Regions from separate parts of the Homo sapiens genome. Here region 2 is linked to region 1. Evidence: read pairs that join two places in POLR2A ChIA-PET (ENCODE). Cell type or tissue: GM12878. All regions are shown on one strand.

Region 1 (4,000 bases):
TGACATATTTCACCACAGCTCCCTGCCCCTGGAGAAGCATCGATATGTTGGAAAAACAGGAGAAACAGTGACAAAGTCAAAGAAAGAAGAGACTCAAGGACTTAGGAATAAACCATTGAACCAAAATTGCAGTTAAGGGTAAGTTTCGTCATCTGTAAGCTAAAAATGCACCTTAGTGGTCTTGGGAAAACCAGAGTGTCTTCCATTTGTTAAAACCCACATATCACACAAAATGTCCTAGTTTTAAACTCTTTTCGCTGATAATGCTTTAAAATATACTGACTTTGTGGTATATTTGATTCTACAAGAACCCAGAACAACCTCCAAGTTCAAACAATCTGTTTTTTTAAAAAAAACAAAACAAAACTGCCTATTCTGCATTGTATCTTGAATATCTTAAAGCATCTCAGAAATCTCAAAAAGTGGTACTATTAGTAGATATAACACACTTATCCACACAGTCACACACACGTATACATACAGACATAAAAATTAATAGGTGTATATATACACTTAGTTCAAATAATGAAAACTAAAAATTTTTAAATGGCTGCCTGTTAGAGGGAGGAGAGAATAGTGTGCGATGATTAAGGATGGAAAGGAGACTCCAGTGAATGTACTTTGGTATAGGGTTTGACTTAGAAATAATGAAAATTATTTGCACAATTAAATAATAATACTTCATAAATAAAACGCAATTCCTCAAATTGAAAACAAACTGAAACAAACTTAAATGTATATTAGACTGATGGCATACCACATAGAATAATTATGTCAAGTGACTTCAGTGTTTTGACTATACAAACTTGCAGGGATATATTATAAGAACAGAAAGAACCATAAAGATACTTTAATCTTCATTTTGTGCTTGTCATGGTAATATTGATATTTTTATTTTTATTTTGTTTGTTTCTTTGTTTCTTTTGAGATAGGGTCTTACTCTGTTGTACATACTGGAGTATAGTGGCGTGCTGATAGCTCACTGCAGCCTTGAACTTCTGGGCTCAAGTGATCCTTCCACCTCAGCCTCCCAAAGTGCTGGGATTACAGGAAGGAGCCACCATGCCTAGTGATATTATTGTTTAAAAATAATATGTGGATAATATAGTATACAACAAGTATGTATGTTAATATATTTAGAAATATGGCTTTCTTGTATGCTAAAAATTAACAGAAGTATGGAATTAAAGATTTTAATTAAGAGCCCTGAAATCCAAGTTTTGAATTTATGTATATGAAGTATATACATAAATTCCTAATTTTATTTATTAAGTTGAAAGAAAAAGGGCATGTACATTTCTCTAATCATTAATGATTTTTAAAGCCTTAAATGAAATATTTCCGAATGAAAATCAGTAAAATATTTAAAGAATAATGTACTAGAACTAAGTGAAACGCATCTCCAGGAACAACAAAAACAATACCTCCAGTAGGTAAAAGACAAAAACAACCCTACAGCTCTGTATCATATCCAGAATGCTAAAAAATTGCTCTTCTAGTCATTCATTAATTCACCCAACACATATTTTTGTGTAAGTCTGTTACATGCCAGGCCCTGTGCTAAGCTCTGTGGGGTTCAAACAAATTTTTAGAAGGCTTGTAGCCTGTGAAAGAGCCATAAATAGGCAATTGTCTCACCTAATGATAACTGTGAAGATTAACAGTCATTTGAGTGCTCTGAGAACATGGAAGGGCATCAATCTGGCCTTAGTGTGGTCAAGCATGTTCAGAAGCAGTTTTTCTCATAAGATACAAAATCAAGACACTATAAACAAGGACAGAAACTACAATTTGGTTCTCACAGATGCTTTTAATTAAGAGGTCTTGAAGCATGAAAACTAATGTGAGAGAAAAGCTACTTTTCTCAAACATTCCAAAATCATTGGCCATCCATCAGAATACAGTTGGATATATAAGTAGCTAATTTTATATAATTCCAGCTATGTGCCAGGCAGTGTGCTACAGGTTTTGCATAGTTTATCTCATTTGATCCTCACAACATCCCTATGAGGTAGGAGCCAATGAAAATCTCAGTTGATGAGAAACAGTGCTTAAAGAGGTTGCTCTTTTGCATAAGCCAGTTAAAGTTAGAATTCTGTCATTGGCAAGAAAAAATGTTAATTCATGTATTTACTAAAGCAGGTCCAATTAATGATGCTTTCTGTTTGGAACATTTCATGAATTTTTCCTTGCCTGTAAGATCTTCCACCTAAGATGTGGAAGCAAAGGAGGATAGACCAAGGCTGTGTTGTCATGAGAGCTCGAGCTGCCCATGGCACTGCAAGTGGGGTGCCCATGGGTCATAGGATATGCAACTAAAATGGTACATCAGAGAAGTAGTATGCAGAGCAAATCTAAATCCATGTCCAGGCAGATGGTCCAACCAGGTTGTCTGACTGAAGGGAATAAATGGAGAGAAATGGAAATGGGAAGAAACTGGGTCAGAGTGGGTGGCATGCTTGAAGCAAAGGATAAGTGAAGAAGCTTTGAGGAAAACTTTGTATTATAGAAACATAGTGAAGGTGTTCATCCCTAGAAGATTCTTAATGAAGTCCCAGAAGCTTTCGGATCTTCAGGCTCCTCAACCTTTGGCTCTTTTTTACATTTAAATCATATCTGAGGACAATGGCTTTCAGCTCCAATCAACATTTCTGATGAGGTCTCTGTTAAATGTACACATTGCCAGTGAATATCAGCCAGAATAGGAGACTTTTTTTTATGTGTATGGTTGGGTTTTAAAGAGCCCTGTTGGCTACATCCTTGGTCAGGGAGAGAACTACCTTGCTTGTATAGTTATTTCACCTCTGCATCATCCCACCTCCTGACAATGAAGTTCAAAACATTCCTAGTGACTCCACTACCCCTTGACACCCAGAAAATCAAGAGCGGTTGGCTATTGAGAGAATTTCCTGAAGTGTTTCAACTTGGCTTAGACGCAGTCTTAGCTAATTCCTTTAAAGAAGAAATTTAGAGATGGGGTCTCACTCTCTTGCCTAGGCTGAAACGCAGTATTAGTTAATTCCTGACTGAGAAATGAATTTGTGAACACTCAGCAATAGAGGCAGTAGTCTGTCAAAATATTGTACTCTGAAAAGCCAATTTGCCCATATCCTTTGGTTACAAAACATTTCTCCTTCCACCCACTCTCACTTCTGACCCTGGGAATAGCGGGAAGAGGGCCCTGCCTTATTATTTTGGTCACCTCTCTGTGGGCTATTTTCCTATTTATTCTGGTCAGCCCAATTTCCTGGAGCTGGTCTCTATTCCCAGACCTCCCTGCCCTATTTTGGGGAAAGTTTCTTCACAGGACTTGGCCCTGCCTGATGGTTTCGGTCTCTCTAATTTGGATATCTATAGCCACAGCTCCACTCTTCTTGTCCTTTTAGGACATTGTTTGGGTAAACACTTCAGCCTGGGACTGCAGGATATTGGCTTTATATTGGTTTGGGTTTAAGTGCAGATTCTCAGTGCCTTTGCCAGGGATGCTTTCTCTGCCCTGGTTTGTAACTAGACTCTTCCAAAGTTTTTAATAAATGTTATCACAAAATAAGTGTTGTTATACATAGGGATTTACTTTATCAATGTGATTCATTAAGTTCTCATATTTCTGTTAGCCCCCTGTGCTTTCTGGCTCCCTTCTCTCTGTATGTCACAGAGCCAACTCTCTGTAGTCTCTTTTCCTAAACATCAACACGGATAAGGATAATAATTTGCGCATTCTTCAGCAGGACATTTTAAAGTCTTTGCAATTTGGTTCCAGTTTACACCCCCAGCTTTATCTTTGCCACTTTCTTTCATATCCAATAGACAGAAAAGCATAGCCAGTATCTAAGAACAGAAAACATAAATCATCTTAGCCTTAGAGTCCCTGAATCTTTGCATCTTTGCAGAGATAGCAAGCACATAAATGGGGATCACCATTTGATTGTCTGTTTTTTTTTTTTTTTTTTTTGAGACGGAGTCTTGCTCTGTCACCCAGGCTGGAGCGCAGTGGCGCGAT
Region 2 (4,000 bases), 130 kb after region 1:
TAAATGTTTGAGAAGATGGATATGCTAATTATCCTGATCAGATCGCTATACCTTTTATGTATCAAAAAACTTCACTGTGTATACCCCATAAAAAGGTACAATTATATTTGTTAATTAAAATAAATAAATAAATAAATAATTTTAACAAGCATATAGCTCATAATGCCCAAGTCAACCACTAAAGGAAGAGTAAAGAAATCTTACTTAAAAATTAGTTAATAAATTAAAAAATGGGGAAATAAAATTTTTAAAAATAACTCAAAATCAAGGAAAGAGAGAAAAGAACATTAAACAGGTGAGAGATAATAGAAAATGAATAGTAACGTGGTAGATTAAAACCCCAAAATATCAGTATTTACAGTGACTATATGGAGAATAAATACTTTAATTTCAAAAGATTATTTGCTATAATATAAAAACAATTATTTAAATACTGCTTATTGGCTTCTACTGTTAGAAATATCCTGTGAGGAAATTATACCCTGTTTAACTATTGTTATAATTAAATTATTGTTACAAAACAGAAGATAAATACAGGTGACAGAGCTTGGAAGGAAGGAGAGCAAACAGGAATGGGCAGCTAAGAGAGACATTCTGAAACTGGGTCAATGGTCAATGGTCTTGTTGTTTGAGGTGTTATCCAAGCTTGTTGTCTTGCGACCAAGAGAATTAAGGAGCATGGATACACAAAGGGTGAGGTTGAAGCAAAAATTTAATAAGTGAAAGAAGAAAGCTCTCTGCAGCAGAGAGGGGAGCCCCAGTGGGGTGCTGTTTTACAGTTGAATTCAGAAGCTTTTATAAGAAACTCCTCTTAACTCTGTAGCTGCTTGAGCAAATTCTCTTATCTGTACAGCTGTCTGTGTAATTTCCCTTATCTATGCAGCTACAGATATGTCTCCAGGTAAGCTCAAAGCACAGCTTCTCTTGTTTGTGTAACTGCGGATTTGTTTTAGGTAAGTCCCCCTCCCCTCCCTGTGAAAGCGCCCGTGGAGCCCACCGTGTACATGTCTGAAAAGGGGAGGTAACTTTTTCCTGAGATCCCACCAATCACAAAAAGAACAAAAGGCTTCCATGCTGGACCTTGCCTCCTTATCTGTGCAGCTGCAGCCTGAGTTTTCCCCAGGCTGCTCTACTTGTGCCTGTAGCTGTGATTTTTCAGCTGTTTCTCCAAGGACTAGCCTTAGCCGTCTACCTAACTTTTTGCTTTCCTTCTCCCTAAATTGTATGGTGGATGAAACAAACAAACAAACAAAAAACAGATTTGGCAAGGCTGTTCAAAGTTGTAGAGGTAAGCAGGGAAAAAAAAAAAACTATATTGGGAGGAAAATGGTGGAGAAAAAGTTGAGGGAGGTGTAAAAAGAGCTCAATCTTCAGTAATTGTGGCAAAAATCCAGTGGAGACCGTAGATCAATTTAACATTTGCCATATAAGAACAGTTGCCTCAGGAAGCAGGACTAGGGTAGAGATGTCTTCATTATTTGATTCATTTAACCATGCATATATAATACATTGATTTACATTTAAAAAAATACGTGACTTATACAAACACTTCTGGTAATGGATTTTGAAGAAAAATAAATATTTTTCGTTATTGATGTATCACTTCCACTTACATTCTTGTATTACTAAAAGAGGGACAATCTTCTCATTATTCATTAGAAGATGATTCAAGTACAAAATCAGGCATTGGAGCACCAGAGACCTCACAGTCTCCATAGAGATGGTGCATATTTCAGTGACAGTTATTGTGCCATTTGGATTCTGAGCAAAATATTCCTCTGGTGAGTTAATTAATACTTGTGAGGGGAAAACAGATAGTCGAGGAGTAGGTTTTCTTATAGCTGAATAATTAAGGCTAAGAAAATCTTCAAAGTCCAGATTCAGCTAGAGTTCAGTTCTTAATTCAGATACAGCTGAGGCAAAAAAAAAAAAAAAAAAAAAAAAGGGAGAAACAAAAAGTATGTCATGCTAGATTTATATGATCCCTAAGACTGGTCTTCCCCAAATTTTTATATGGAACCAAAGTATAGGAAACATATCCCTCTCAGATATTTCTCCCCACATTTTACAAAACTTCACAGTACCATTTCCTGTACCCACTGACAGGCCCTCCAATTTGAGAAGAACAGTTGATGTCGTAACTCTCATTCAACCTTACATAAACCCCCAACACTTTAAATGTATGGCAACATAATGAGGAGACACTATGACACTATAATTATTCCTGTAACTTGGTGTTAATTTGAAGACTGGGAATCCCCTGTTCTCTTAGAGTCCTCATCCTTCTTCTTTCTTTCTTTCCTGGCTCTTTTTCTTTTTCTCTCATTTCTCAGCTCTCCAGTATGAAAGTCCTTCATGAATTTCACTCATAGTAAGAATGCTACTAACTGATCTAAACTAAGGGTGTGGTGATTGTGGGCACAATAATTTAATGATAAGAGCAAATAATTCTCCTAAGATCTTCAAAGGTATTGATTTCCTCAGTCCTCTGCTACAGTTTGTTAAGATTGGCAGAAGGCCACAATTTCTTTGCTGGTTGAGAAAAAATTACCAATAATTTTCCCTGACACCACATGGTAGCAGAAAAGGGCATCTGATTAGGTTATTCTCTAATAGGAAGTTAAAGTGAAATTTTTAATTTTCCTGCGATAAGAAAGAAGGGCTTTGGAAAATCTATTAAGTGACATGTATATATGTATGTGTATGCCTCCATGTGTGTGTTTTTGAGGTCTCAAAATATGCAAAAATAATTAAATAAAAATTAGAATTATATTTTCAAAGCTTTCTTTCTAGATAAGATGGAGTAGTTTGCAGGAGGTTAATATTTCTATTGAGAATAACTGTATAAACTGAATTAATTACACAAGAATTTACTTCAAGGCATTGGGCAACTGAAAAGCCAAGAAGAATTAGAGGGAGTAAAATACAGAGAGGAGGGAGTCTTACAGAGGTGAGCTGAGAGTCAGCGGTAACAACCTGGGGTTACTTTTGTCAGTACTCTGTGGGTTGGAAGTTGAGAATCGGGAAACAGATAAACCTTTGGAGTTTCCTGGAATTTTGCAGCCCTAGAGTGAGTGGAGTGACAAATGGAAGACTTTGTAGAGCTTCAGACACATGCCAATTTCTCCCTTAACATCTTGCTGAACTGCAAATCTGCACATGGTGGGAAGTTAAAAGGTAAATCAAAACCTCAGGAAGTCAGAGTGGAACTCTTCCAGACCTAAGATTCTTAGAAGATAAAAATCTCTAGGAAGGAGCACTAGAGATTAAAAGCTCTAAAAAATAGTGTTGAATTCATGCAGTGAAAAGCTGCCAACACCTTTTTTCTGAGGATACTTGTTGATACATGTAAGAATCCAGCTTTGACCTTAAGTAGAACTCTGCTGCTGAGCAACAAAGAAATCAAAAGAGCATTTGGTGATTTCTTGGGCTACAGTAACAAAACTGAAGACTTGAAGAAACTCACACATAGAGTCACCTTCCCCCTCAAAACATTTACCGAATTCTGATTTCGTGCAGAGAAAAAAAACCAAAGAGCTAAGTTCAATCTCTCAACAGCTCAGAAAAAATTCTCGTAGTCTGTTAGGGCTAAGGAGACAAATATGCATTAGTCTCACAATTGAAAGCTCTAGAGGTTCATGCTTTAAAAAGAGTGATAAACCAATTAGAAAATATTTTGAACAGAATTACAATGAAGATATGACATATCAAAACTTGTGATATATAGCTGAAGAAGTGAACAAAGGAAAATGTGTTGCCTTGGATCCACACATTAGAAGAAAAAGGCAGAAAATTGATGATCAGAGCTTCCATGTCAAGATACTAGTAAATCAGCAGGAAATCCAAACTACAGAAAGTAGAAGAAAGAACATAAAAAAGACAAGAGCAAAACTCAATAAAATAAAAGATAAAATAACAACATTCCAGTGGGTATTTACTAGTAAAATTTATACACCCCAGGTGAGCTTAACCAAAAGAAAAAAGAAAGAAAATACAATTT

Evidence for each region. Peaks named below come from ENCODE experiments on the same cell type or tissue, not always from the same donor. Only the 100,000 strongest peaks of a DNase experiment are listed, where the experiment ranks them.
Region 2: POLR2A ChIA-PET joins it to region 1 with 6 read pairs; 4 of 35 experiments call an interaction of 5 or more read pairs at or near these places.

The regions. Positions count from the first base shown.
Region 1 is chr3:112,453,955-112,457,954 of GRCh38, reverse strand. No RefSeq gene overlaps it. Among named protein-coding and RNA genes, the nearest start is that of BTLA, 44 kb to the left of the region's middle. In GM12878, no CTCF peak of the experiment used is centred here; a DNase peak (open chromatin) is centred at 1,712; H3K27ac peaks cover 1,661 bases.
Region 2 is chr3:112,319,053-112,323,052 of GRCh38, reverse strand. All of the region lies in intron 1 of LOC105374042 (a long non-coding RNA gene), which reads right to left. Among named protein-coding and RNA genes, the nearest start is that of CD200, 12 kb to the left of the region's middle. In GM12878, no CTCF peak of the experiment used is centred here; no DNase peak of the experiment used is centred here.